Regions from separate parts of the Homo sapiens genome. Here region 1 is linked to region 2. Evidence: chromatin loops called from intact Hi-C (ENCODE). Cell type or tissue: B cell. All regions are shown on one strand. Links, peaks and the distances in the headings refer to the core of each region. The heading gives the core; the rest is flanking DNA. Region 1 holds the start of DENND5B (DENN domain containing 5B). Region 2 overlaps DENND5B (DENN domain containing 5B).

The links. Hi-C counts contacts between places; a loop is a spot of excess contacts. Peaks named below come from ENCODE experiments on the same cell type or tissue, not always from the same donor. Only the 100,000 strongest peaks of a DNase experiment are listed, where the experiment ranks them.
Region 1: it touches region 2 in a loop (8-fold over the local background); 15 of 110 quality-filtered maps call a loop at or near these places.

Annotation. Positions count from the first base shown.
Region 1 is chr12:31,585,202-31,600,846 of GRCh38, forward strand. DENND5B (DENN domain containing 5B) reads right to left here and starts at 5,935. Exons shown (of 21, transcript NM_144973.4): 1 at 5,505-5,935. The coding sequence starts at 5,631. DENND5B-AS1 (DENND5B antisense RNA 1) reads left to right here and starts at 4,722. Exons shown (of 3, transcript NR_046909.1): 1 at 4,722-4,918. It also overlaps the pseudogene RNU5F-4P and the pseudogene RPL31P50. RefSeq lists enhancers at 4,456-4,535, 6,516-6,745 and silencers at 4,966-5,305, 5,456-5,725, 5,796-6,085. In B cell, for the core only: no CTCF peak of the experiment used is centred there; DNase peaks (open chromatin) are centred at 4,690, 5,360, 5,860, 6,400 and 1 weaker place; H3K4me3 peaks cover 2,523 bases; H3K27ac peaks cover 2,710 bases.
Region 2 is chr12:31,396,809-31,412,453 of GRCh38, forward strand. DENND5B (DENN domain containing 5B) reads right to left here. Exons shown (of 21, transcript NM_144973.4): 14 at 12,455-12,576; 15 at 5,690-5,835; 16 at 2,846-2,964; 17 at 1,367-1,554. Among named protein-coding and RNA genes, the nearest start is that of LINC02387, 35 kb to the left of the region's middle. RefSeq lists enhancers at 8,303-8,442, 9,323-9,492. In B cell, for the core only: a CTCF peak has its summit at 6,510 (motif pointing right); a DNase peak (open chromatin) is centred at 6,503; H3K27ac peaks cover 325 bases.

The sequences.
Region 1 (15,645 bases), core at 4,323-9,322, 190 kb after region 2:
ACTAGCACACAGCAACCAGATCTTGAATCTTCTTTGGCCTCATTAAAATGAAGGCTGATCCCTGTACTACTCCTTCCCCAGCCCCTGAGCTACCCGGGGCAGACCTTCCAAACTCCCAAGAACCTATTGTGAGCCAAGGATGTCAACAAAGCTAACAATTGACACAGTATCAATGGTATTTGGATCACGGCAGCTTCTATCCCAATTAAGCCTATACACCCGGCCACTGTTTTTAAAAAACACACTTCAGCACAGTCTTGACTATGACATTCAGTCTGGAATAAGGGCAATCCTGAAATGCTTGTTGAATGAGTCAAGCTCATCTTTTTTCTGAGTTTAAATAGAATAACTATGGAGCATAGTGGACTGGAACCACCAGGCACTAGTCAGGTGTCTACTGCTGATCAAATGTAATCTGAGAGGGCCCTTAATCTCTGAGCCTCAGTCTCTTTACCATAAATATGTCTAAGGTCCCTTCAAGAACTAACGTGACATGATATTCTGTCAGTCTTGACTAAATGTTCTGCTTATTTGAATTCAGATCATGGTCTCCACCGTCTCTACGCTCTTTTGAAAACCACACCCAACACAACCAAAGCTAAAAATAGCTAGAGAGAGACACTAAGGAAAAGATCTAAACAAAGTTCTATGGCAGAGATCTCATCCATCAGACTTCGACAACTATTAGGAGGGCTGAATCCAGGCTACCAAGGGAACACTTTAAGAATATTCTGGTCATCACATAATTTGTAGACTCATGTAAACTTATATTCATTCCCTTATTAAACACTGTGTACTGTATATAAGGTACTACGAAAGAGGCAAAGTCCCTTCTCTCTTAGAGGGCTTGTATATTTATTTTACTTAATCAAGGCCTTATCATGTCCTTCATTTTCCCATTGCTCAAAAGATTGACTGCTGTAAATTAAGCCATGTGTACTCCTACAGCCAGGTCTTAAAGGAAATAAAAGCTATAAAATAAGATTTCAAAATGATGTCTGCCTTCCCTGACATCAACTAATTGCATGATTTACCTCCATTTATACCTCCTTTCTTCTACATGCAATAAAGAATCTCGTTTTGAAACCTTTTCCTTATCTTTAATATTTAAAGGGAATTTAAACATTTCTCCCAAAGGACGTTTTGTTCATGGGCAAAGTACCTCTTGAAAATATACAGTGGGTAGGAGAAGCACAAGAACTTCGATGTGGTACAGAAAGGACGACAGGTAATATGAGTATATCAGTATATACATGTGGACATCACCATAAAGTTTCTAAGTCCTCCATTTTAAAATATATTTTTATGTATATAGTTAAATTATTTTCAGCTATTAAGAGTTCTACGTATTTGAGATGAAAGAAGTCTCTTCCATTGCTGTTTAAGCTTGGTTTTACTAGGAGGGTCTAAAAACCATTTGAAGCCTTGATAAGTTTTATTATAAGGTCTTAGTCTATTTAACTGTTGTTGTCTTTGATTTCAATGTCCCACCACCTGCAGAGTGTGAATTCTAGGAATATGCGTATGTTAAGAAAGTCTATGAAGCAACTGGTAGAATTTATGTTTAATAGAAGTCAATTAAGACCTTCTAGAGGCACGGTGACAACTTGCTAAGAAAGTGTGATAAAGACAGATCAGCTCCAGCAAGGCAAAATAGAAACTTGACTATCATTAACTTTGAAATTAATGCAGCAAAACAGAAACTACCTTCTGGCTAATTTGCCTAACACAGTTTCATGATCCCCAAATGTTGCTCTACGGAAATAGTCAAGAAAATTCTTAGTTGAGAACATGATATGACATTCTCCTGTTTTCCTGCCATGTCACTATCCACACTCCTTAATCTCCTCGGTTGCCTCCTCCTCCTCATCCTCCCCACCTATGCATGCTAGAATGGCCCCAGGGCTCAATCATTTGCGTGTCCTCCTCTCTTTTCTATCTATACTCAACCCTTAAGTAATTTCATGGCTTTAAATTTATACCTACAGTCCAGATCTTCCCCCAAGAGATGTCTTGTCTATGTGACATCTCCATTTGAATGTCTAATGGACACATCAAACTTAATACATCCAAAACTGAACTGATTTCCAGTCTGATTCTCCATCAGTCTTCCTATTTCAGGAGAGAAGTTTATAATTGTTCAGCCCCAAAATCTTGGAGTCATCTTTGATCACTTCTTTGAATATGACTACCATATTCATAGAATTCATACATATTCATATAAATCATCAGCAAATCTCGTTGGGCCTACCTTCAACATCTATCTAGAATCTGAGTCCTTCCTGCTGCTTCACCAAGCCAACAACTTCTCTCACCACAAATACCTTTTTTTTTTTTTTTTTTTTTTTTTTTTTTTTTTTTTTTGAGACAGAGTCTCCCTCTGTTGCCCAGGCTGGAGTGCAGTGGCACGATCTCAGCTCACTGCAACCTCCACCTCCTGGGTTCAAGCGATTCTCCTGCCTCAGCCTCCAGAGTAACTGGGATATTACAGGCATGTGCCACCACGCCCAGCTTTTTGTATTTTCAGGTGAGATGTGGTTTCACCATATTGGCCAGGCTGGTCTTGAACTCCTGACCTCAAGTGATCCACCTGCCTCGGCCTTCCAAAGTGCTAGGATTATAGGCGTGAGCCACAGCATCCAGCCTCTCACCTCAAATACTGAAAGAGCTCCCTAACTGGTCTCTTGCCTCTACCCCTGCCCTGATATAGTCTACCCAACATGGCAGCCACAACAGTCATTTTAGAAGGCACATCAGATCTTGTCATTACTCTGCTCAAAACCTTCCAATACTTTCCCATCTCAGAGTTAAAAGCCTAAAAACTGCATGAGGCCCTATACAATCTCCCCTGCCCTTTCTCTTTGATCTTACCTACTACTCTCCCTCTCCCTCAGCTCCAGCCATACTGGACTCCTTGCTGTTACCAGCACAAACTAGTGACTGTCCCACTCAGGGTCTTCGCACTTGCTGTTTCTTCTGCGTGCAATGCTGTGCCCCCAGGTGATCCATCTGGCCTGCTTCCTCATGTCCTTCAAGGCTCTGTTCAAATGTCACCCTCCCTGTGAGGCCTTCCCTAACCATCTTATTTAAAATCACAACCCCACCATCCCACCACTCTGCTGGCATGTCCCTAAATCCACTCCCCTGCTTTATTTTTCCTCATAGCACTTATTAACATCTGGAGAACTATATACAGTCGGCACTTCACGTGGACTCCGCATCCACAGATTCAACCAAGCACAGATTGAAAATGTAGTTAGGCCTACAATGGTTGCATCTGTACTGAACATGTACAGACTTCTTTTCTTGTCATTATTCCCTAAACAATACAGTATAACAACTATTTACATAACATTACAACGTAACAGGTATTGTAAGTAATCTAGAGATGACAAAGTGTACAGGAAAATGTTCATAGGTTATATACAAATGCTACAACATTTTATTATAAGAGACTTCAGCATCCGAGGATTTTGGTGTGGGGGACACTCTAGAATCCATCCCCCATGGTTACGGAGAGATGATTGTATTTTCATTATCTCTTTACACTAGAACGTATGCTCCATGATGGCAGGGATTTCTGACTGCTTTCTTCACAGCTGTCCCCAGTGCCTAAAAAACCGACTACAGATAGATGCTTTCAAAACTGTTGGATGAATGATACTGAAATATTACAAGGCAAAATACATTATTACCTGAATACATTAAATATTATGAGAAGCAGAAATCCCAATCACCCACACTCACACAGTTTTGCAAAAAGAGACATCATAGTTTGTTTCTTAAAAATGCATTAAAGTCTAATTGATGGTTTTGTTAACATCATTCTCTCTGTGCCTAAAGAGTCCTAGGTCACACCTAAAAGGTACAGTTTTAGCTTCAGTAGGCAAACGGAAAAGAAAAATACAGGCTTTTTTCCTTTCATTAGTCATCACTGACAGAAGGCCTCCAAGTGACCCTGGTGCCACAAATGTTTAGGATCTTTAGGGAAGAAAGGAGTCTAGAAAAATAACAATATTCCTTCACCAATCTCGAGAAGAATCTCTCCAAATCTCTCTGCAGACATTTTTTCTTCATATCCTTTAACAAAGCCATTCTTAACATGTACATGAAATCTTAGTTGAAGAAACAATGTGATTACATAATTACACATACGGAAAAACTTGGTATTCTATTATCTCTCCAAATTTTTTTTTAACTAAAACTAGACTTACAGTTTTTGTTGAAAATGTTTTGTGTTTCTACCTCCGAAGAATATGAAAAAAAGAAAATGTTTTGCTCTGAAGCTGAGTTAAGAAGAAGATAGCCAAGACGTGGGTTGATGGGGACTGTATTTTAAGGCTGAACAGTTTTGTTTACTATTGTTTATTATTTAATATATTCTTCCCAGTCTCCCCACCCCCACCAAAGGAAAAGCGAAAAATTTACGTTAGTGCAATCAATAAGGAATTATTTGTCCAAAGGAAGTTGTTCTGAAAGGCTATGACCTAAGTCTTTAACACAAAGTTCAGGCGGTAGATGTCACTTCTCTCACCCATTTAACAACAACAACAAATCAAGATTCAGATCCCGCGGAGGCAAGCAGAAAGGAACAGGCGTGAAAAATGAAATCAGTTGTTTCTCCCCGGCCTCCTCTCGACACTGCGCACTCCGCTGCCCTGCCCCCGCCCATCGCCCTTTAGCGGCCCCTTTTAACGGCGTCGTTTGCCCAGCACAGCCCCGCACTGCGCCATCAAATGAGTCAAGCGGAAGGACCGGTACCCCTCCGGGAAAACCAGGCACTAACACACGGTGCACCCAACTGAATTTAAACTCGGGAACAGTGTAGGCAGTGTCAACAAAGCGCGGTGCTGGGTCCCGAGCGTCCAAAGGTCCCTGCCAGCTCCCAGACGCGGCCAAATCCACAGGATTCCAAAAGGTGACTTGGCCGGCACCGCAGAGCGGCAGGCGGCGCAGAGGGCAGAGTCCGACCGGTCCCCGCCCCGCGCTCGCTCCGCACGGCCACCGGCTCCTCCGCGGACGCTACCCCGGCGGGAGCCGAGCTGAGTCCGACTCCCCGTCTCCCGAAGAGGCCCGAAAGCCGCGTCACGTGCGGGGCCGAAACTTCGCGGCCGGGGCCGGGTGGCTGGCGGGTGGGAGGCAGGCACGGCGGTCGGGGGGCAGCCCGCGCGCCCGGTGACTCACCGGCCGCCTCCGAGTGCGGCTGCAAGCGAAGGGGCCGGCGCGCCAGGCGGGGTCCGTGCCCTTGGGGCCACCCCCGCGCCTGTTATTAATAACCCAGCGCCTGGAGGCGAAAGCCCCGGTGGGCGCAGCCGCAAAGCCCGCACGCGGAATAAATAACAATGTCATTAAATCGCGCCCGAGCGCCAGTTCGGCCAGAAAGCGGCGGGAGGGCGCCACCGGGAGCTGACTTTGTCTGGAGCCTGCACCCCGCCTCCCGCGCGTCCCCACAGCGTCCCCCGCGCCCCTGAGGGGGCTCAGCGCCGCCGCAGCCCTGGCCTTACCCGCCAGCTCGTCAGGCTCCAGCCCGCTGTCCGCGTCGATCCCGCACAGCACGAAGTAGTGCGCGAAGCGGCAGGCGGCCGGGGAGGAGCCCGAGCCCGGGCCGGGCGCCGCGCAGCTCCCGCTCATCCCGGCCGCGCTGCTCCAGGGGCCGCCGCCGCCGCCGCCCGGGAAGGCTTTCTGCGGAGGCTGCCACCACCGCTCCGGCTGTGGTCTGTGCGCCCGCCCTAGGGCGACACTGGCGCGCCCATGGCCGCGCAGCCGCCTCTCGCCGCCGCAGCCTGCCTCCTCGCTCGGCGCGGGGGAAGCGGCCGCGGGCTCGCGCGCGGCGGGTCCGGAGCCCGGCCGGGTGGGGGAGGGGCGCGGGGGGAGTGTCGGCCTGAGAGGCCCTCGCAGCCGCAGCTGCGCTCGCGAGCTGAGAGCCGCCGCGTCTGGCGCCCGCGGGTCAGCTGAGCGGCGCTCGGGCTGTGGGAGCGCGGGGCGGGCGGGGGCGCCGGGGCTCGGCGCGTGCGACGGAGAGGGGTGGGGGGCGCGCTCGCGAGGGACGGAGGCGCGCGCTTCTACCGTGCGCGCGCGCCTAGCGGGTTCGGAGGCCAAGCCTGGCGTGGGGCCGCATTCGTGCCCACTGGCCCCGGCTGCGGCATCGAGGGCGACCCTGCACACACCCCTCCTCGCCCTGGCCAGCCGATAAGAGGGCTAGCCTCAGTGTGGGGGTCTGTCTTCTAAAGGGGTTGTCACCCATCCTTATTTCTTTTAATGCAGCTTTGGGGAAGGTGAACAGCCGCTCTGAGATCATTTCGCATAACGGTCTGAACCATCGTCTTTTAAACTGTGACCTGTGTGGGGGTGCCTGTCTCACTTTAAGGTCCTCCCTTCCCCCAGCCGTCACCCCATTTACAGGCCATCCTTAGTGACTTAGTGACAAGTCAACCGTGAGGGGGAAAAAACACAACTCAATACCCACAAAGCGTTGAGACTTCTAGAAGGAGTGCAGTCACCAACCCCCGCCTTCTGTCATTTATCCTGACATTTTCCAGGTCAGTGTAAATAGCCAAGGCGCTCCAGTTCCGCAGCCCTGTACCCATCCGATGTTATCGGCTCTCCCCGCAAGTAACAATCGGAGGCTAAAGCAACAGGAATTAGACCATGAACTCTGCTCCTCCCAAAGGCACGGCTTTCTTGCCCTGCTCAGCTGTCTTTTGCCTTCTCGGAAGGAACTCGACAACCAGTTCTTTTTCCTTTGAAAGAAAACTGGCTGGGCTCAGTGGCTCACACCTGTAATTTACTCAACACTTTGGGAAGCCCAGGTAGGAAGATCACATGAGACCAGGAGTTCAAGACCAGCCTGGGCAATAGAGGGAGACTCTGTCTCCATCTAAGTAAAAAAATAACATTTATTTATTTAAAAAATAATTTTTTAAGAGACAGGGTCTCACTGTATTGACCAGGCTGCTCTCAAACTCCTGGGTTCAAGTGATCCTCCCGCCTTGGCCCCCAAATGTGCTAGGATTACAGGCATAATAAGCCACTGTGCCCGGCCATGTAAGTAAAAATAAAACTTAAAAGATAGAAAACTGAATGCAATTCATCTCCACATGGCAACCCCTTCCACACCACTCCCTGCTTTCTTCTTTGGGGATTTGGGGCATCTACCACTAGACATACAAGCAAACCTTCCAGAGAGGTTGCCTGAGAGAACCTCGATTATTTGACTGAATAATGTTCTTCCTAGAAGATACATGTGCGTGCATACCATCATTTAATGTAGCTTGTATCTTCACTTTCTTTCTTCAATTTTGAAATGAAAGAGGCTGGCCATGGTGGCTCAGGCCTGTAATCCCAGCACTTTGAGAGGCCAAGGCAGGAGGAGCATTTGAGTCCAGGAATTCAAGACCAACCTGGGCAAAATAGTGAGAGACCCTGTCTCTATAAAAATAAAATGAGGCCGGGTGCAGTGGCTCAAGCCTGTAATCCCAGTCCTTTCGGAGGCCAAGGCGAGAGGCTCACTTGAGGTCAGGAGTTTGAGACAAGCCTGGCCAACATGGTGAAACTCCGTCTCTACTAAAAAAAAAAAAAAAAAAAAAAAATCAATAAAATAATAATTAGTAAAATATAAGAAGAATTGGCCGGGTGCAGTGGCTCATGTCTGTAATCCCAGCACTTTGGGAGGCCAAGGCGGGCGGATCACGAGGTCAGGAGACCGAGACCATCTTGGCCAACATGGTGAAGCCCTGTCTCTACTAAAAATACAAAAAATTAGCCAGTGTGGTGGCACGCACGTGTGGTCCCAGCTACTCGGGAGGCTGAGGCAGGAGAATCACTTGAACCTGGGAGGCGGAGATTAGAGTGAGCCGAGATCGCGCCACTGCACTCCAGCCTGGGCAACAGAGTAAGACTGTCTCAAAAAAAATAAGAAAAGAAAAGAAAATACAAGAAGAATCAAGAAATCAGGGTGAGCCACAGTCTGGGTAATTGACCTTTAGGTCATGTTGCACCCTGTACTTCTTCAAAAACACTTGTAATGGCTTTTCTGTGTCTTCTTAGCTGTGTTGTAAACTCCACAGAGCAAGAGTTGGACTCTGTGGTTCTTCACTTTTCTGGTATCTAGCAGAACTCTGGTCCTATTTAGCCCCTCAATTTATATTTGAGTGTTGAAAGAAGAGCAGTTATCTAGGTGATAACAGGTTGTTGATTCTACCAGAAAAATATACAAACTTTAATATCTGTAACATTTTTTAAAAAATAAGTCCTGGGCTGGGCATGGTGGCTCACACCTGTAATCCGAGCACTTTGGGAGGCCGAGGCAGGTGGATCACATGAGGTCGGGAGTTCGAGACCAGCCTGATCCACATGGTGAAGCCCCGTCTGTACTAAAAATACAAAAATTAGCCAGGTGTGGTGGTGCACACCTGTAATCCCAGCTCTACTTGGGAGGCTGAGGCACGAGAATCACTTGAACCCGGGAGGCAGAGGTTGCAGTGAGCCAAGATCATGCCACTGCACTCCAGGTGACAGAGTGAGACTCTGTCTCAAAAAATAATAATAAAATAAAGATTAAAAAATAAATAAAAATAAAAATAAGCTCCACATATGCAAGGCCTCAAAACTTGGTCAGGCCAGGTACGGTGGCTCACGCCTGTAATCCCAGCACTTTGGGAGGCCGAAGGGGGCAGATCACCTGAGGTCAGGAGTTCAAGACCAGACTGGCCAACGTGGTGAAACCCTGTCTCTATTAAAAATACAAAAATTAGCCTGGCATGGTGGTGAGTGCCTGTAGTCCCAACTACTTGGGGGGCTGAGACAGAAGAATGGCTTGAACCCAAGAGGCAGAGGTTGCAGTGAGCCAAGATCGCACCACTGCACTCCAGCCTGGGCAACAGAGCAAAACTCCGTCTCAAACAAAACAAAACAAAACTTAGTCAAAAACTCAGAATTGTTCCCTTCCACGGAAATCTTTAGTAAAAGACAAAAGACGTATACGATCTGAAGAGAAACCAGAGTATGGACCTAATTGTGAACACTTTAATTACTCTTATGCAATATTGCTTTTCCTCACGTAGAAAGTACTGAAATGCATAACATTTCATTAGTAAGGAAGGAAGTGCCAGGTATCTGTTTCTCCTGTCTTCGGTGGTAACTTCTTACAGAATGTTTGTTAGATTCCAAGCGAATCAAACAAACACAGTAAAAAAACTGATTTACTGTTTGCACTAGCCAAGGCACGTCATTTTTTTTTTAAATTTGACCAGTAACTGATTTATGAGTTTGTAAGCCCCACATTAATATTTTTAAGGTGAAAAAAATTGAATCACCAACAAACAATGCATGCAATTAAAATATACTAATCTCATAAAAATAGAATTCCTAAAATCTTTCCTAAAGCTTTTAGGAAAATAGTCACACATTACAAAATTAAACACTAATTTGAAAATATCCGTATACTTTTTTAATTATCACTTCAGGATGACACTGTGTAAGTATATTCTGCATTAAGCTACAATGAAACGAAGTTGAAAGGATACTCAAGAATTAGCTATGTATCATTATATGCAGATTGTCCTCTGAAATAATGACAGAGAAGTAAATTAGCTCAGTGAACAAAAATCTGAGCAATGATCTGCTGTCTCCAAAGGACTTACTGGTAAAGCCTCAAATGGACGGCATGGCATGCTTGGGATAGCTGAGTCCTGCCACGGTCTGCGGAAGTGGAGGAATGAGAGATTGATAGCACTGCTAAGCTGGTGGCACATGGTGACTCTGACTACCAGTAAAATGTGGTCCAATGAATGTTTTGGGCTCTAAATAGTTACATTAGCAATCAATCCCTTCTTTCTTGGTTGTTTATATGTGGCTGGAGTGTGGTGGTGAAGAACGGTGTTGACAAGGATTGTCATAGCATCAAAAGAGAAAAATAACCTCTCCTCTCCTTAACACGACTTAAATATTTTGGAGAGTCCATTCTCCTCATCGTATTTGCTACTTCTCGATCCCTTACAGCCCTCTTTTTTGGGGGGGTGGCGGGTCACTCACCCAGGCTGGAGGGCAGTGGCACAATCTCGACTCACTGCAGCCTCCACCTCCCTGGCTCAAGCAATCCTCCCACCTCAGCCTCCCAAAGAGCTGGGACCACCCACAGGCATGTGCAATCACACCCAGCTAGTTTTTTGTATTTTTGGTAGAGACAGGGTTTCACCCTGTTGCCCAGGCGGGTCTCAAACCCCTGGGCTCAAACGATCCACCTGCTTCAGTCTCCCAAAGTGCTGGGATTACAGGTTTGAGCCACCTTAGAACCCTCTTTTACCCCTTGTTGTTGTTAACCACTTTTTACTAGCTAACAATTATAATAAATTTTCGTGTTCAAATTACTGGTTTCTATCTCCTGACTAATCCATAAGCCAAATGTCCATCACCAGATGAATGGAGAATTAAATTGGTATCCTCATACAAGGGAACACTACTTAGTAGTAAAGAGGAATGAACCACTGATACATGCCACAAGGTGCATGGCTGTCAAAAATATGCTAAGCAAAAGATGCCAGGCACAGAGGAGTCCATAGTGTATCCCTCTACTCATATGAAATTCTAGACTGGGCAGGAAGCAGATCAGTGGTTGCCTGGGGCCAGAGGTGATGTGGTGGGAAATTGACTGCAAAAGGGCAGGAGGGAGCTTTCCGGAGCAATGGGAAAATGTTGTACCTTGATTGTGGTAGTGCTTTCACAGACAGATATATTTGTCAAAACCCAATGTACTCTTACAGCAAATACATTTTTTTTTTTTTGAGATGGAGTCTCACTCTGTCACCCAGGTAGGAGTGTAGTGGCTCAATCTCGGCTCACTGCAACCTTTGCCTCCCGGGTTCAAGCAATTCTCCTGCCTCAGCCTCCTGAGTAGCTGGGATTACAGGTGCACGCCACCACACCCGGCTAATTTTTGTATTTTTAGTAGAGACAGGGTTTCACCGTATTGGTCAGGCTGGTCTCGAACTCCTGACCTTAGGTGATCTGTCCGCCTCAGCCTCCCAAAGTGCTGGGATTACAGGCGTGAGCCACCGCGCCTGGCTAGCAAATACATTTTAATATATATAAATTGTACCTCTTAGCTGGGCATGGTGACGTATGCCTTTGGTCCCAGCTACTTAGGAGGCTGAGATGGGAAGATCGCTTGAACCCAGGAGATGGAGGTTTTGATGAGCTGAGATTGTGCCACTGCACTCCAGCCTGGGCAACAGAGCAAGACCCTGTCAAACAAACAAACAAATAAATAAATAAATAAATAAATAAAATTGTACTCACAAATCTATTTACAAACAAAAAAGAGCCAAAAGATTTATGTCCAGTTTTTATTGCATCCTACTCATTTTCAAAAACTTTTGTAAAGTTTCAAAACTTTACATTTCCTAAAATTCTACTCATTTTGGTTGATTGACAAGGACTGATCCAAATTCTTACAAAAATTTTATTCAATTTTGGTTTTTTTTCAACCAGTATGTTTTGGGGTGGTTTGGTGTGCTGATAAAGGGGACAACCTCCAGACTCTCACTACCTGGGTTCAAATCTCACTTCTTTTAGTATCTATAAGACAATCTGCTTAATGTTACTCTAGCTTTAATTTCCTTATTTGTCCAGTGCAGATCAAAATTAAGTTATTGTGAAGTTTGAAGGAGATAATACATGTAGAGTGCTTAGCACAGTCCCTAGAACATAGAAAGTATTCAATATATGTAACTCATTGTTTCTGTGTGCCAGACACTGAGCTAGACATTTTAACATACTCTATCTCATTATTTTGATTTTTTTTTTTTTGAGACAGTTTCTCTCTCTCTGTTGCTCAGGCTGGAGTGCAGTGGTGTGATTTTCTTTTTTTGGAAGGCAGTTTTATAATTTTATTTGATATATTCGACAATCAGTGGTTAGTTCTCATCCACATTGACTGTCTGTAGATTTTTGAAAGCATAGGGATGCCATATGGGACATTCCTTAATCCTTTGGTCAAGACAGCTTTGTTAAGCCTGGTATCAGTGTGCACATCCGTAGTTCCCATGTCCTTGATGGCAAATTTCCAGATCTCGCTGAGTGCCCGAGGGGCACTCTTCTTGAAACCAACTCCATGAATGCGCTTGTGAATGTTGATGGTATATTCTCTGGTCACCAGCTCACTGATGGCAGAACTGTAATTCTTCTCACCACCCTTCTTTGCGGGAGGCATTCTGAGGGGCCCAAGTTGGAAAGGAAGAGTGCGAGGGATTGTGGGCGAAGTGCAGTGGTGTGATTATAGCTCACTGCAGCCTCCATCTTCCAGGCTCAAGTGATCCTCTCATCTCAGCCTCCCTAGGAGCTGCAGCTACAGGCACATGCCACCATGCCCAGCTAATTCTTTATTTATTTTATTTTATTTTTTGAGTCAAGGTCTCACTGTGCCACCCAGGCTGGAGTGCAGTGGCATGATCAAGGCTCACTGCAGCCTCCACCTCCTGGGTGCAAATGATCCTCCCACCTCTCAGCTCCCTGAGTACCGGGACCACAGGCACAAGCTATCATGCCCGGCTAATGTTTGTATTTTTTGTAGAGCTGGGGTTTCACCATGTTAGCCAGGCTGGTCTCCTAGCCTCAAGTGCTATGCCCGCCTCAGCCTCCCAAAGTGCTGGGATTACAGGTGTGAGCCACCCCGCCTGGCCAACTTTTTATTTTTATTTTTAATAGAGATAGGGTATCCTTACATTGCCCAGGTGTGCAATGTAAGTCTCGAACTCCTAAACTCAAATGATCCTCCTGCCTTGGCCTCCCAAAGTGGGCATGAGCCACCACGCCCAGTCATGAAAATCAGTCCAAGAGGTCTAGCACTTCTTGCGTAGCACTTCAGAATACAATAGGTCATGATCACTTTAATCAGATAGGGCCAATGGAGATATGCAGACCCTAGTTCCAGGCCCACTCAATGAGACATGATAAATACTGAGAGGGGTATAGGGGGGTTGGGGTCACTGAGCCTGTGCTGTGTTGACAAGAGAAGTTCAATGTGGCAGTCAAACTTAGCATCCAAAGTGGGCCACCATCTCTAGATGGCGTCTACACGGTCAGCAAAAGGGGCCGTAAGATTTAGTTGTTGCAAATGGTGACAGAAAGGAGCATCCAAGGCATCTGGCATTCGGAAATCCAGGCAAGCAAGGTGGCGGGGGTGGGGGGGTGGTGGCTCACACCTGTAATCCCAGCACTTTGGGAGGCCGAGGCAGGTGGAACAGCTGAGGTCAGGAGTTCAAGACCAGCCTGGCCAACATGGCGAGACCCTGTCTCTACTAAAAATACAAAATTAGCCAGGCGTGGTGGCGCACACCTATAATCCCAGCTACTTGGAAGGCTGAGGTAGGAGAATCGCCGGAACCCAGGCAGGTGAAGGTTGCAGTGAGCCGAGATTGCACCACTGTGCTCCAGCCTGGGAGACAGAGTGAGACTTTGTCTCCAAAAAGTAAAATAATATAATATAAAATTCCAGGCAAGCAGCTTCAGGAAGTCTATCATGGAATCACAGGTTCTCTCCAGTTGTAATAAGAAGTCAAGAGGATATAGTGGGTTGAATTGTGTCCCCAAAAAGGTGTGTCCAAGTCCTAATCCCTATACCTGTGAATGTGATCTTATTCAGAAATAAAATATTTGCAGATGTAATTGAGGATCTCATCTTGAGATCCTTAATGCAGTGCAATTATAGCTGAGTGGGCCCTAAACCCAATGACTGGTGTCCTTATAAGAAAAGGGAGATTTGAGATATTGAGACACACATAGGCGAAGATCATGTGAAGACAGAGACAGAGCTTGGAATGTTGTTGCCACAAGCTAAGGAGTGCCAAGCATTGCCAGCAGACACCAGAAGCTAGGAGAGAGGGATGGAATGGATTCTCCCTGGGGGTCCCCCAGAAGGAATCAGCCCTCCTGACACCTTGGTTTTAGCCTTGTGGCATCTAAAACTGTGAGAAAATTAACTTCTGTTATTTAAACCACCAAGTTTGTGGTAATTGGTTGCAGCAGCCCTAGGAAATTAATGTAGAGGGGAACCTGCAAGGGCCCAGCCTGAAAAAGGAACTAGAGACCTAGGTAGGTTACCAGAGCGGAACCCAAGATACTAGGACCGAGGGCTCCTGGAGAGAGACACTTGCATATAAGGCAGAAGCTAAATTCTAAGGACCTACGTACAATGACAAAGTCTAAATACAAAAGACGGTGACAGGACTTGGTAGAAGGTCCAAGCAGAACCCATTTGTAGCAGAAAATGGGGCAGGGATAGGCCTGAAAATCCACATCAAGTGTCCTCATCTATGGGAAGGAAAAGCTCTAAATAGACCAGAAACTGAAACAGGGTAGTGGTGTTGTTGTTGTTGTTGTTGTTGTTTTGTTGTTGTTGTTGTTTTAAAAGCAGAGACAAAGTCTCGCTATATTGCCCAGGCTGGTCTCAAACTCATGGGCTCAAGCAATCCTACCACCTCAGCCTCCCAAAGTGCTGGGATTACAGGCATGAGCCACTATACCCAGCAGGATTTGGGTTTTAAAAGGTCAATCAACAACTTCATCTTTCTTCCCTAAGATTGGAACCAATTGAGAAATAAGATATAGGATGCCAACAGATGGAGAACAGTTTCTATTATTAAATGTAGCCTCTGTTAATGCTAAAGCCGGCTGGGCACGGTGGCTCACACCTGTAATCCCAGCACTTTGGGAGGCTGAGGTGGGCAGATCACCTGAAGTCAGGAGTTCAAGACCAGACTGGCCAACATGGCAAAACCCCATCTCTACTGAAAATACAAAAATTAGCCAGGTGCAATGGCGCACACCTGTAATCCCAGCTACTCGGGAGGCTGAGGCAGAAGAATCACTTGAACCTGGGAAGCGGAGGTTGTGGTGAGTGCAGATAGCACCACTGCACTCCAGCCTGGGTGACAGAGTGGACTCTGTCTTTAAAAAAAAAAAAAAAAAAAAAAAAAAAGGTAAAGCTGATCTGAAGAAAGAGCAGGTCTGTGGCAGAGATTTGCTACATTACTTTCCATCCCTTCAATCTTTTCTTCCCGCTGACCAAACCCTGGCTCAGGCCACCGAAGGGGATATTTGAATCTGTAGAGCATCTACATTTAGTTCAGTATTGCTGTCCCATGTAAGCCCCAGGTGGGAAGGAAATAGAAGACTCTCCAATGCTTGCTAACTTTAATTAGATTAGCGCCATCCAATGGAGAAATGAAGACCATGAACTACTTTGCAAACCTAGCAGGCAGGGGAGGGGTGAAGTGGGGGCCAACAGTGTTACTGTAGTAGAAGTTCCTCTACATGGAAACGTGAGGCAAGAGGAAAGGAAGTTCCTCCCTAATAGGTGGCTGTTTAATCAGAATCCATCCCCTCCTCCTTCGTTGTGTAGTGTTCATGTCCTTCACATGGTATTGGGTTTACACCTAGCTCTAGGATGTCTTTGTGAACCTATATTCCTTTTAAGAGTTACTGACTCAGGGATGAACAGTTATCCTAAGCTGGCCTAATTAGGATGAGGTTCAGAACTTTTGTTTGATAGTTGGAGAAAGGAACATCCTCTTCTTACCTTGGGTGTAAATATGATATATACCGTCCCAAAATTACCAGTAGCCTTACAAGGAAAGCCAGGCCAAGGAT
Region 2 (15,645 bases), core at 4,468-9,467:
ACGGGGTTTTGCTATGTTGGCCAGGTTGGCCTCAAACTCCTGATCTCAAGTGATCTGCCCACTTCGGCCTCCCAAAGTGTTGGGAAAGAATACATATGATGGCATTTAGGGTCCACGTAGATGTGATCCAGGACAATCTCCTATTTCAAGATCCCTATCACATCTGCAAAAATCCTTTTTCCAAATAAGGCAATATTTACAGATTCTAGAGGTTAGAATTTTATATTTTTGGGAGACATTATTTAGTCTATTAAAGCCTACATTAGTAATTTAGTCTATTAAAGCCTACATTAGTATAAATTAGAAGTTTACTATATTACTAAAAATGACACATGAACATAGTATAATATTCATAAAATTCACTCCTTTATAGTATTTTGTTTCATCCTTACTATAGGAAGAAAGTTGGGACAGAAGGGGTAGAAGGAAATTTTAATCTCTTAGAATAAGAGACACTGGGGCGGGCGTGGTGGCTCATGCCTCTAATCCCAGCACTTTCAGAAGCTAAGGCGGGTGGATCTCAAGGTCAAGAGATTGAGACCAGCCTGGCCAACATGGGGAAACCTTGTCTCTACCAAAAATATAAAAAATTAGCCAGATGTGGTGGCGGGCACCTGTAATCCCAGCTACTTGGGAGGCTGAGGCAGGAGAATCGTTTGAACCCGGGAGGCGGGGGTTGCAGTGAGCTGAGATCGCACCACTGCACTCCAGCCTGGGTGACAGAGTGAGATTCCATCTCACAAAAAAAAAAAAAAAAAAAAAAAAGGCTAGATATGGCTATCTGGGAGTACTGTAATATATAACTATTATTATTTCTCTTTTAAGTTTCAGGCAAGGCCAGGTCTGGTGGCACACGCCTGTAATGCCAGCACTTTGGGAGGCTGAGGCAGGCAGATCGCTTGAGCTCAGAAGTTCAAGACCAGCCTGGGCAACATGGCGAAAGGCAGTCTATAAAAAATACAAAAATTAGCCAGGTGTGATGTTGTGTGCCTGTAGTCCCAGCTACTTGGAAAGCTGAGGTGGGAGGATCATTTGAACCCGGGAAGCAGAGGCTGCAGTGAGCTGAGACTGTGCCACTGCATTCTAGCCTGGGTAACAGAGTGAAACCTTGTCTCAAAAAATAAAAGTTTCAGGTAAAATATTTACTCATATTTCCACAGCTTAATAAAAACAGAGCATGCAAGTTTTTTAAAAAATTAGATTTTAACATCTAAACTCTTCCGGCTTTTGAATATTTATGAATTTTCCTCAACTTTCTTCTTTTTAAAATCTCCTCACTACATTCATTAACACAACTGTTTTCTATCAAATGGTCACATGAAGCCTACATCATAGGAGCACATAAGAAAAATTTAAATAAATTTACTGTTGTTTTTTCCTGTCAGTGAAGTGATGCTCAATCTCCTAGCCGTGGTGGGTGACTTCTGCTGGGGTGGAGTCCGACACTGCTTTACTAGATCTTCATCTGATGCTGATGTCATCAACTCTCCAATAAGAATTCTCTCCAGGCTCCCATCATCAATGCCTTTCCCCAGCCACCGCCCACATGGGAATCTGGTAGGACAGAAAACAAGTTTTTTATTTTTTATTTTTTTGAGACAGGGTTCCCGCTCAGCCCCCTGAGTAGTTGAGACTACAGGTGTGCACCACCACACCTGGCTAATTTTTGTGTTTTTTATAGAGAGGTCTCATTACATTGCCCAGGCTGGTCTTGAACTCTTGGCCTCAAGTGATCCCCCCATCTCAGTCTCTCAAAGTGTGTGGATTACAGGTGTGAGCCACTGCACCCGGTCAGAATATTTTCAAACTAGAAATTAATTTGGGAGTTCAGGCACAGAAGAAAAGAGGACAATGTTTCCATAGAGTAGTGTTGGCTGTGACTAGTGGAATCCAAGAGATCTTTTCCTCCCACTGAAATTATTTTAGGCTTCTTTTTTATTTTCTTTTTTTTCTGAGAGTTATATTAATCTTTCCAACACTTGTGGACTAAGCAATAGCAGCAAACATCTGTTGTTTTAAAAAGTTTTTTGAGGCTGGGCATGGTGGCTCATGCCTGTAATCCCAGCACTTTGGGAGGCCAAGGTGGGTGGAACACTTGAGGTTAGGAGTTTGAGACCAGCCTGGCCAACATAGCAAAACCCCATCTCTACTAAAAATACAGAAATTAGCCGGGCGTGGTGGCAGGTACCTGTAATCCCAGCTACTCGGGAGGCTGAAGCACGAGAACTGCTTGAACCTGGGAGGCAGAGGTTGCAGTGAGCCGAGATTGCGCCATTGCACTCCAGCCTGGGCAACAAGAGTGAAACTCTGTCTCAGCCCAAAAAAAAAAAAAAAAAAGAGAGAGAAAGAAAAAAAAAAGTTTTTTGGGGGGCAATTTTGTATGACATAAACAAAAAAAAAATTGCCCCCCTCACCTGGAAAAAAAAACCCTAAAATTCAGAAGGCAGTGGAAGAGTTCAAACAATTCTTTTTTTTTTTTTTTTTTTTTGAGATGGAGTTTCACCTTGTTGCCCAGGCTGGAGTGCAACGGTGCAATCTCGGTTCACTGAAATCTCCCCCTCCCGGGTTCAAGCGATTCTCCTGCCTCAGCCTCCCAAGTAGCTGGGATTACAAGCGTACACCACCATGCCCTGCTAATTTTTTTTTATTTAGTAGAGATGGGGTTTCACCATGTTGGTCAGGCTGGTCTCAAACTCCTGACCTCAGGTGATCCACCCGCCTTGGCCTCTCAAAGTGCTGGGATTATAGGTGTGAGCCACTGTGCCTGGCCTACAATTCTTAAACCTTTTCTTACCTGAAGAGTCTTAAAACAAAGAATTCTGAGTTCCCAAGGCCATTTACTTACCTGTATGTATGTCCTGTGATTTCATTTCTGACCATGACACAATCCACTAGCCATTTGGCTAACAGTCCTGAGTTATCGTGACCAATCTGAACAGTGGTCAGCTTCCCCAAGTTCTGGCACTGTAGGGACAGGACCTTAGGTTATTTAGTACCCAATCCCATCCTGTTACATCTCAGCTTTACAGGTACTTTGGTTCCGTCTAATTTAACAACTGCAGAGACAAACCCTGCATAATGTATTCAGCTATGCACTAGAGAAATATATTCACATATATTCCTTGCTCTCAGGGAGCTCCCACATAATGAGATAGGAGACATATGGACATTAACTACCAAATGAGGGGCACTGCACACAGTGCTAGATTAGAGATGTAAAAAGTGCTAGAAGAACGCTGGGGAAGGAACAGTTACTTCTACTTGGGGAACCCACAAACAACACAGACAGTGACTTGTGCCTTGAAGGGTAAGAATAATTTCTAAAAACAGGAAAAAGATGCTATTTAGATTTTGTTACAAAGAGGTCAAGAAAACAATTATAGATTTTAAAAATCACTGACACTGATATTCTTTTCTTTTTTAGAAAATTTTTTGTGGGTACACAGTAGGTATATATATTTATAGGGTACATGAGATGTTGATATTTTTCTGTTCCAATAAGATACTAAGGCAGAACTGACCTCAGACCTCATATACTAGAAGTCTTTGAAGCTATTTTTTAAAAGGCATAGTTATCAATAAGTTATCTTCACTGGTCCTTTGTGGACAAGTACAAAATAAAGCAATGATAATAGGAATAGCAAAAATGAATACTAATTAAATTCTGACTTCTAAAATCTGATAATGAAAAGATCACTGACCCCAACAATGTGCTGGATGACAACATCAGAATTGTAAGTTCTTTTTTTTGGTTAATTTTAATTTTTAATTTTTATGGGTACCTAGTAGATGTGTATATTTATGGATTAATTGAGATATTTTGATATAGGCATGCAATGCCTAATAACTGTATCAGGGTAAATGGGGTGTCTGTCACCTCAAACATTTATCATTTGTGTGACAATCCAATTATACTTTTAGTTATTTTAAAATGTACAGTTAAATTATTGTTGACTATAGTCACCCTGCTGTGCTAGCAAATACTAGGTCTTATTCACTCTATTTTTTTGTACCCATTAGAGCTACGAGTTTTTTTTTTTTGTTTTTTTTTTAGACAGAGTTTCGCTCTCGTTGCCCAGGCTGGAGTGCAATGGTGCAATCTCCGCTCACCACAACCTCCGCCTCCCGGATTCAAGCGATTCTCCTGCCTCAGCCTCCCGAGAAGCTGGGATTACAGGCATGTGCCACCATGCCCGGCTAATTTTTGTGTTTTTAGTAGAGAGGGGGTTTCTTCATTTTGGTCAGGCTGGCCTCAGACTCCCGACCTCAGGTGATCCGCCTGCCTCGGCCTCCCAAAGTGCTGGGATTACAGGCGTGAGCCACTGGCCCGGCCAGAGCTACGAGTTCTTAAAGCACTTTATTCTTTGTATCTCAGTGAGAAGGCATCACCATGCTCTAACTTAGGGATGATGGCATCTTGAATTAGTTGTGCAGCAGAGATGGAAAGAAGTAGGTAGACATGAGAGAGACAGCTTAGAAATGGCAATGATGGGGGTTTTAATGTACTTTCATTATTGTTAGATGAAGAAAAGCCAAGGGTTTTAATATTTTATATACAGGTGGCTTTGAGTCTACTGCATGGATAAGGCCAAACTGGGCTCCTGGGGGCGGGAGGGCATCATGACTCTAAGTGGAAACTGCTATTTCGAGACCCCAAGGAACATGAGAATGGGACATTCAGTTCGTACCATTTCCTTCCTCAAACACAACAATTATTTGTCCTCTTCCTCCACCAAGATCAACCTGTGTACAGGCTTAACCCCATGGAACTATTTCACCAAGTAAGACTGAAAATTGACTACAATATTAAAAGGTGGCTGTTTGTTTTGTTTTGTTTTTTGAGACACAGTCTCACTCTGTCACCCAGGCTGGAGTGCAGTGGCACAATCCTGGCTCACTGCAACCTCTGTCTCCTGGGCTCAAGTGACCTCAGCCTTGCAAGTACCCAGACTACAGGTGCATGCCACCATGCCCAGCTAATTTTTGTATTTTTTGTAGAGATGGAGTCTCACCATGTTGCCCAGGCTGGTCGTCTCAAACTCCTGGGCTCAAGCAATCTGCTCACCTTGGTCTCCCAAAGTGTTGAGATTATAGGCATGAGTCACTGCGCCTGGCCAAAAGGCATTTTTATAGAATCATTCTATAAATGTCACCATGTGGTCTAAAACCAGTAAGCAGATGCTTGAACCCAGGAGGTGGAGGTTGCAACGAGTGAAGATCACACCACTGCACAGCCTGGGCGAAAGAGCAAGATTCCGTCTCAAAAAAAAAAAAAAAAAAATCCATAAGCATGAATATCAGCTCTCCTGTCCTTTTGCCAAAGGATGACCAGGTTTGGGCAGAAAACATTTTACAGTAGGGAGGAGAACCACCGCGGGGAAAACATTTATTTGAATATTTCCTGCTTGCTAGAATCTGTGCTAGACCCTGAAAATAGTAGGAGAAGACCTAGAAAGCCCCAAAGCACATCATTACAAGTGAAAAATAGAGCTTAACAATGAAAATGCAAAACAAATTAGTATATAAGCTGCTTAAGACAACTTTAGACATATAATCACAAAAATGATCCTGCACGCTTTGAGTGTTCCTCTATTTTATTTGATTCAAGGAAAAATGAAAAAGCCAGACAGAATCATCTGTAAAACTACACGTGATACATTCTTCTAGGAAAGGTATTAGCTGAACCTACCTCAAAGGTCATTTCGAGGAGGTTTTTGGGAATCTGCATTACTCCTGTGTCTCCCAGCTCTCCTGATACACAGATCCAAGGGTTTGATGTGATTATTGCATTGCTCAGCTTTTTGATTGGGATGATCACTGACCTATACGGAATCACTGAAAGAAAAATGCAGAAATTAATTAAAAAGCGGGAATAAAATTCTCCTTATAACAAAACATATATTAAGAACTCTTGTTGGTTTTCATTGATAATTTGCTTTTTATGAGCTATCAAGATGTACTTATACGAAAAGTTGAGATCATAACCTTTCAGTCTAGAAAGATGAGATCTAGTTTGCAAACCAGAAGTCTCAATACTCGTAGCAGTGGTTTTCACAGCATGTATATCATCATGTATGTATGATGCATATATCAACATTAAACGTATGAACAATCTCAAGCATTAGCACGAGAATACCTAAAGATGTGAACACTGACTGTGTATATTGTGTTTTCATTGCTTAAATTTTCTTAAAAATTAATTTTGTAACAAAATTGAATAGAAATGAACATGATTACTGATATGGTTTTATATAAAAAGAGGGGTGGATGACTTCTTGGACAGTATTGAGTTTCTTGGGCAATGCTTTAAAGCACTGCATTTCAGAACTTTCCTGTCCCAAGTTTACAGAACAATATGCAAAAACCACAAATAATAAACAATGGAACCTCCACTCTGGACATATCGTGAAGTCTATAAACCACAACTTTGAAAGCTATTAAGGTGACTCACACGCAAGAGGAGCCCAGGGAGGCTCTTCCACAGACAGACCACTAGATGTCACTGCCCTATCACTGTCCTTTGCTCAAATGTGGAAGCACGAGAGGTTAGATGTTATGCATGTCCTCCCTTCTTTTTTTTTCTTTTTTTTTTTTGCCAACATGGCAAAACCCCGTCTCTACTAACAGTACAAAAATTAGCCGGGTGTGGTGGCAGGCGCCTGAAATCCCAGCTACTTGGGAAGCTCAGGCAGGAGAATCACTTGAACCCGGGAGGCAGAGGTTGCAGTGAGCTGAGATTGCACCACTGCATTCCAGCCTGGGCAACAGAGTGAGACTCTGCCTCAGAAAAAAAAAAGAAAGAAAAAAGAAAACGGCTGGATGTGGTGGCCTGTAATCCTAGCACTTTGGGAGGCCGAGGTGGGTGGATCACAAGGTCAGGAGCTTGAGACCAGGCTGACCAACACGGTGAAACCCCGTCTCTACTAAAAATACAAAAATTAGCCAGGTGTGGTGGCACACACCTGTAATCCCAGCTACTCAGGAGGCTGAGGCAGGAGAATCGCTTGAACCCGGGAGGCAGAGGTTGCAGCGAGCCGAGATTGTGCCATTGCACTCCAGCCTGGGCAACAGGAGTGAAACTCCATCTCCAAAAAAAAAAAAAAAAAAAAAAAAAAAGTGCAGACAGGGCCAGGCACGGGGGCTCATGTCTGTAATCCTACCTAGCACCTTGGAAGGCTGAGGTGGGCAGATCACTTGCGCTCAGGAGTTCATGACCAGCCTGGGCAACAAAGTGAGACCTTGTCTCTATACAAAATAAAAAACATAATTAGCCAGGTCTGGTGGTACACACTTGTAGTCCCAGCTACTCAGGAGGATGAGGAGGGGGGATCCCTTGAGCCAGGGAGGTCAAGGATGCAGTGAACTCTGATCCCACCACTGCACTCCAGCCTGGGCAACACAGCGAGACCCTATCTCAAAACAAAAAGGGGGCAGATGGTTTAAGCACATAAGCATTTTTGTCCATCACAGCCATACATTTCTGGTTTTTTGTTTGTTGGTTTTCTAGAGACAGGATGTAGCTCTGTCGCCCAGTCTGAAGTGCAGCAGCCCAATCAGTGTTCACTGCAGCCCTGATCTCTGGGGCTCAAGCAATCCTCCCATCTCAGCCTCCCCAGCAGTTGGGACTACAGGTGCACGCTACCACACCTGGCTAACTTTATTTATTTAGAGTTTCACTCTTGTCGCTCAGGCTGGAGTGTAGTGGCACATTCTTGGCTCACTGCAACCTCTGCCTCCTGGATTCAAGTGATTCTCCAGCCTCGGCCTCCCAAGTAGCTGGGATTACAGGCGTCTGCCACCTCGCCCAGCTAATTTTTGTACTTTTAGTAGAGAAGGGGTTTTGACATATTGGCCAGGCTGGTCTCGAACTCCTGAACTCAGGTGATCCACCGGCCTCAACCTCCCAAAGTGTTGGGATTCCAGGCATAAGCCACCGCGTCCGACCTCTAGCTTTTTTTTTTTTTTTTTGAGACAGAGTTTTGCTCTTGTGGCCCAGGCTGGAGTGCAATGGCATGATCTCGGCTCACTGCAACCTCTGCCTCCCGGGCTCAAGCGATTCTCCTGCCTCAGCCTCCTGAGTAGCTGGGATTACAACTGCACACCACCACGGCCAGCTATTTTTTGTATTTTTAGTAGAGATGCGGTTTCACCATGTTGACCAGGATGGTCTCGAACTCCTGACCTCAGGTGATCTGCTCACCTCGGCCTCCCAAAGTGCTGGGATTACAGGCATGAGCCACCGTGCCCGGCCCCTAGCTAACTTTTTAATTGTTCTTTTGTTGAGACAGCATGTCACTATTTTGCCCAGGCTAGTCTTGAACTGGACTCAAGCGATCTTTTTGCCTTGGCCTCTCAAAGTGCTGGAACTCCAGGCATGAGCCACTGCACCTGGCCTGATTGTAAAATTTTAAAGTTTTTTTTTTTTGAGACACGGTCTCGCTCTGTCACCCAGGGTAGAGTGCAGTGGCACGATCTCAAGCTTACTGCAATCTCCACCTCCTGGGCTCAAGTGATCCTCCCACCTCGGCCTCCCCAGTAGCTGGGACCAGAGGTGTGCACCACTACGCCCAGCTATTTTTTTGTAGTTTTAGTAGAGGCAGGGTTTTGCCATGTTGCCCAGGCTGGTCTCAAACTCCTAAGCTCAAGAGATCTGCCTGCCTTGGCCTCCCAAAGTGTTAAGACTACCGGCATGAGCCACCTGCCATGTATGTATGTATGTATGTATGTATGTATGTATGTATGTATGTATGTATTTTTGAGGCAGAGTTTCACTCTATCTCCCAGGCTGGAGTGCAGTGGTGCAATCTCAGCTCACTGCAACCTCTGCCGCCCGGGTTCAAGTGATTCTCCTGCCTTAGCCTCCCAAGTAGTTGGGATTACGGGGGCTTGCCACCGTGCCCAGCTAATTTTTGTACTTTTAGCAGAGACGGGGTTTTATCATCTTGGCCAGGCTGGTCTTGAACTCCTGACCACGTGATTCACCCACCAAGGCCTCCCAAAGTGCTGGGATTACAGGTGTGAGCCATCGCACCTGGCCACTATTTATTTATTTTTTGAGAAGAAGTCTTGTTCTGATGCCCAGGCTCGAGTGCAGTGGGGCGATTTCAGCTCACTGCAACCTCCGCCTCCCGGGTTCAAGCGATTCTCCTACCTCAGTCTCTGGAGTAGCTGGGATTACAGGTGTGCGCCCACCATGCCCAGCTAATTTTTGTACTTTTAGTAGAGACAGGGTTTCCCCATGTTGGCCAGGCTGGTCTTGACCTCCTGACCTCAGGTGATCCGCCACCTCGGCCTCCAAAAGTGCTAGGATTACAGGTGTGAGCCACCATGCCCAGCCATTTTTTTTTTTAAGTAGGGTAGAATCAATATTTGTTGTTATCCTTGGGATTTCTGCCCATTTGATCATAAGAGGGGGTGTTAGAAGCCCTCCGTGAAAGATCTACAAGTAGGATGAAAAACATTTACTAAAGAAGGTGCCTAGATATAGCCTCACAATATGAGCTCATGGTTCAGTGCACTCTTAGATGAGGAAAACAAATGAGATAAATGGTTCATTTCCCTAATTTTACATAAAAGACTTTCTTTATGTTAGGTGAAGAGTCTCCCTTTGTGTCCTTTTATTTTGGCTTTAGGATAGGAAAATGTCAGAGAAAAGGCCATATATTCACGGTTTAGTAATCATCAGAATCAAATGGGTTTTGAAACTGAAAGCAGAAGAGGTTAGTGTTAAGACTTTATTTTAGGTGCCAGAGGCTTTTCTCATTTCTTGCACTGCTAAGAAAATCTGCAGAAAAAGGCATGTTTAGGGTCAGCAGTTCTGTGGCTGCAAAAGGCCCACAGATGCACAACAGTGATTTCATAGTTTAAGTATGAAAAAGCAATATGATTAAATTTAAAAATTTCTTTCATGAAGAATTCCTCAAATTGAAAGAGTTACTCAGATGAAGAGAAATCTACAGATATAAGGAGGATTTTAGGAATCCTCTACTGCTACTACTTCTTACTTATTTAGAGACAGTCTCAACCTGTCACCCAGGCTGGAGGGCAGTGGTGTGATCTTGGCTCACTGCAACCTCTGCCTCCCGGGTTCAAGTGATTCTCCCACATCAGCCTCCTGAGTAGGTGGGACTAAAGCAAGCGCCACCACGTCCGGCTAATTTTTGTATTTTTTGGTAGAGATGAGGTTTCACCATGTTGGCCACGTCAGTCTCGAACTCCTGACCTCATGTGATCCACCCGCCTTGGCCTCCCAAGGTGCTGGCATTACAGGTGTGAGCCACTGTGCCTGGCCTCTTCGATTTAATTAAATTAATTAATTAATTTATTTATTTATTTATTTTGAGACGGAGTCTCGCTCTGTCGCCCAGGCTGGAGTGCAGTGGCGCAATCTCGGCTGACTGCAACCTCCGCCTCCCGGGTTCAAGCAATTCTCCTACCTCAGCCTCCTGAGTAGCTGGGATTACAGGCGCCCACCACCACACCCAGCTAATTTTTGTATTTTTAGTAGAGACGGGGTTTCACCATGTTGGTCAGGCTGGTCTCTAACCCCTGCCCTTGTGATCCAACTGCCTTGGCCTCCCAAAGCGCTGGGATTACAGGCTTGAGCCACCGCGCCCGGCCCAATTTTAAAACTGTATATAACTTTTTAGTTTCTTACACCTGCAGTAACCTAATCAACGAATAGTAACTTGACAGGCATTACAGGATGGCCTAATCCCCATTCCAATTCCCTTTTCCTTTGTCTTCCGTTACCAGAGACTGGAAAGCCAAAACCTACACAATTCTGGCCAGTGAAATGTTAGTGATATTTATTGAGATTTTTTGGAAAATTATGTCTTTCTAGCACAGATCCTGCCCCTCCTTGGCACTCTCTCCTTCCTGCTGGAAGGTATGCTGAGAACAGCCATGTTGAAACCATGAGGTAACTAGCACACACAGAGCATGTCTAACAGGAAAAAGACAATGAGCCTGGGTCCGTGACAGCACTGCCCACTGCCTACTTTGAGACCTTTATTATGTAAGTGAAATTACTATGCTGTAAACCACTGGTTTTCAAGTTTCTGATACTTGCAGCTAAATGCAATTCCTAATTGATACAAGTAAAAATTCTCCAAAGTAAGGAAGAGGACCCACTGCAAATAAGAATTAGCAATGAAGGAAAGAATAAATGCTATCATTCGGCTTTCTATAAAAAATACATCTCTTGGACAGGCTCAGTGGCTCACACCTGTAATCCTAGCACATTGGGAGGTTGAGGCGGATGGATCACCTGAGGTCAGGAGTTTGAGACCAGCCTGGCCAACATGGTGAAACCCTGTCTCCACTAAAAACACAAAAATTAGCCGGGCATGGTGACATATGCCTATATACAGATGTGTGATTTGGGAGGCTAAGGCAGGAGAATCGCTTGATCCCAGGGGACGGAGGTTGCAGTGAGCTGAGATTCCACCACTGCACTCCAGCCTAGGTGACAGAGCCAGACACCATCTCAAAAAAACCAAAAACAATAACAACAACAAAAACAACAAAATCTCCAGGTCCAGCGTGGTGGCTCATGCCTGTAATCCCAGCACTTTGGGAGGCTGAGGCAGGTGGGTCACTTGAGGTCAGGAGTTCGAGACCAGCCTGGCCAACATGGTGAAACCCCATCTCTACTAAAAATACAAAAATTAGCCGGGTGTGGTGGGGCGTGCCTGTAATTCCAGCTACTCAGGAGGCTGAGGCACAAGAATTCCTTGAACCCAGGAGGTGGAGGCTGCGGTGAGCTGAGATCGTGCCACTGCACTCCAGCCTGGGTGATGGAGTGAGACTCTATCAAAAAAAAAAAAAAAAAAAAAAAAAAATTCTCCAATCAGCATTTCCTTCCAAAGTTGAATGATGTCCAATTGCATAAGTTTATTATTAACACACAGATACTTTGATTTTATGTGTTTTCGTTAAGATATTGAAATATTTACTTAATAAAACATTCCTTTTCTCATCTATTGTAGGTAACATTTCCTATCAAAGACTGGGTTTCTTGGGAAGAAATCTCTGAGTCAGAAATTAGCATGGACAATGCTGCTCCTGGGACCAACATGTGAGAAGGAAAGCAGGATTGGTTAAGCAAGATGTTAAGCTTCGATGCAGTCTCAATGAAATCCTCATCTATCTAACCCCCATGGTGAGCTCCGGGACAGCCCTTTGTTCAGTCATGGGATGCTGGCTGGAACTGACAGAAGGTATCATCTCCAGTGAGGTACTTTTCTTCAGTAAGGCGTTCTCTAAAGCCTGACAGCCAAGGGTTTCCTGTAGCACTCTTAGCATTTGGGGAATATCCTTTACTCCTAAACAGAGACCTGGGCGTATGTCACAATGTCACATGTACTATGGCATATCTTGCTTTAAAAAATATAAATGCTTTTATTGCATTGGTCACCTCAGTAACCCTTAACGGTCAATTCTCTAGACTTACTGATAGTGGTGAACACACTGGTGAAGCAGAAATAGTCCACAGCATTGAGAGAAAGAAGGTGGTAAAGAAACTGCTCTCTTTCTTCTTCGCAACGTAGAAAAGCATATCGCTTATAAAGCTTCCTAGGAAAGGGTAAGACAAGCACAAGACAGTAGTATCAAAGAAAAAAAAAAAAAACCAAGACAGTAGTATCATGTACTTTTCATTATGTCTTTTTTTTTTTTTTTTTTTTTTAAACAGAGTTTCTCTCTTGTTGCCCAGGCTGGAGTGCAATGGTGCAATCTCAGCTCACTGCAAACTCTGCCTCCTGGGTTCAAGTGATTCTCCTGCCTCAGCCTCATGAGTAGCTGGGATTACAGGCATGTGCCACCACGCCAGGCTAATTTTTGTATTTTTAGTAGGGATGGGGTTTCACCATGTTGGCCAGGCTGGTCTCCAACTCCTGACCTCAGGTGATCCATCTGCCTCGGCCTCCCAAAGTGCTGGGATTACAGGCATGAGCCACCATGCCCGGCCATTTTTTTTCTTTTGTTTCTTTCCCATTATGTCTTTTTTCCAGGATGGGGTCTCGCTATATTGCCCAGGCTGGTCTTGAACTCTTGGACTCAAGAAATCCTCCTGCCTCAGTCTCCCAAAATGTTGGGATTATAGGCATGAGCCACTGGGGCTGGCCCTCATTAAGCCTTGACTAAAAATAAATAGCTCCTCTTAGACAAACACCTTTAATCTTGAAAAAATAGATTCATTCTATTTCAATTCATAAAAATGGATATATAAACAGTTAATAAAACACTTTTAACCTAATAATTAAGGAAAAAATGCATCTATTTTATCTATCAAACTAATAAAGACTTAAAAGTGATGACCAGTGTTGACAAGGAAGAAATGAATGCCATTCTCACAGTTGGTGAGACTGAAAATTTCAGGAAAGCAATTCAGGTAACAATTACTTTAAACCAATCATACCCCTTGACTCATCAATTTTACTTTTAGGATTCAGTCCTAAAGAAACAGATGAAATGGGGCAAAGATTTCATTAAACACTTACATTTAAGCACTTTCCCAAGTGTTTTATAGGTATTAATACATTTAATTCTCACTCTATGAGGTAAGTCTATTAGTGCCTTTTTATTATTTATTTATTTATTTATTTTTCTTGAGATGAGGTCTCGTTCTATAACCCAGGTTGCTGGAGTGCAGCGATGCAGTAACAGCTCGCTGCAGCCTTGACCTCCTGGGCTTGAGTGTGCCTCCCACCTCAGCCTCCCAAGCTGCTGGGACCACAGGTGCACGCTACCACACTCAACTAATTTTTTATTTTTAGTAGAGATGGGGTCTCACTATATTGCCCAGGCTGGTCTTGAACTCCCAGGCTCAAGCAATCCTCCCACTTTGGCCTCTCAAAGTGCTGGGATTACAGGAGTGAGCCACCACACCCAGCCTAGTGTCATTTTACAGATGGGGAAAAGAGAGATACAGGAAAGTTAAATATTTTGTCCGAGGTCATTCAAACACTAACTAGAGAAGGCAATATTTGAACACAAGCATTCAGACTTCAGATTTTAAACTCTTCTGATACGGTGAAATGTTTATGGTACACTGTTAAGCTAATAAAAAGGATGATATTGAATCGCACATATAGTGTATCTTAATAAGAGAACATGCATAGAAGAAAAGTACAGAAGAAAATGTGAAATACTTAGTGTTCTTTATATAGCAGGATTGTAAGTGATTATCATTTTCCTCTTTGTACTTTGGCCACTATGAGCATAAATCACTTTTTTTTTTTTTTTTTGAGACAGTTTTGCTCTTATTGCCCAGGCTAGAGTGCAATGGCACGATCTTGGCTCACCGCAACCTCTCGTCTCCCAGGCTCAAGCGATTCTCCTGCCTCAGCCTCCAAGTAGCTGGGATTACAGGCATGTGCCACCACGCCTGGCTAATTTTGTATTTTTAGTAGAGATGGGGTTTCTCTACGTTGGTCAGGCTAGTCTCGAACTCCTGATCTCTGGTGATCCACCCGCCTCGGCCTCCCAAACTGTAGGATTACAGCCATGAGCCAACACGCCCGGCCTTTTTTTTTTTTTTTTTTTTTTTGAGACAGAGTCTCGCTTTGTTACCAGGCTGGATGGAGTGCAGTGGCGCGATCTCGGCTCACTGCAACTTCCGCCTCCTGGGTTCAAGTGATTCTCCTGCCTCTGCCTCCCAAGTAGCTGGGATTATAGGCATGCGCCACGACACCCAGCTAATTTTTGTATTTTTAGTAGAGACGGGGTTTCACCATGTTAGCCAGGATGGTCTCGATCTCCTGACCTCATGATCTGCCTGCCTCGGCCTCCCAAAGTGCTGGGATTACAGGTGTGAGCCACTGCGCCCAGCCAATAACTTTTTGTAATTGGAAAAAAAAACCACGCCAGTTTTAAGAAAACAAGGTCAGATTCACAGGCTATATGCAACACTTCATGCTTTATCAAACCTACTGTTTGGACATTAAAACTCATCTGAAAATGCTCCAGGGGGTATGTAATCCAAGTGTGATATATACAAATACAAAACTACAAAAAGCACTGGAACTCTAATAGGCTATCTTGTTTGAGGTCTTTGTTGAATTCTCTGCCTAACTTTGCTCCTTAGAAGTCAAAGTCCTTAGCCTTCAAATTAGCACTAATGTAAATATAAGGGCAATATATTTCATCCAAGACAGCTTCTTTTTTTTGTTTTTGTTTTTTGAGACAGGGTCTCGCTCTGTTGCCCAAGCTGGAGTGCAGTGGCCCAATACTGGCTCAAATGATTCTCCTGATTCAGCCTCCAAGTAGCTGGGATTACAGGTGCCTGCCACCATGCCCGGTTAATTTTTTTATTTTTTGTAGAGACAGGGTTGTGCCATGTTGGCCAGGCTGGTCTCGAACTCCTGACCTCAAGTGATCTGCCCACCTTGGCCTCCCAAAGTGTTGGGATTACAGGTGTGAGCCACTGCACCTGACCTCGAAGAGGGTTTCTTGATAGAGTAAACAGAAGAAATTAAAAGTTAACAATTAATTGACATGTACTTGACTGGTTTCCCGGCTCTAAACCAGTGGTTCCCAACCTTTTTGGCGCCAGGGACCTGTTTCATGGAAGATAATGTTCCCATGGCTGTCGCAGGGGCTGGGGAGGGGGAGGTGGATTCAGAATAAAATTGTTGCACCTCA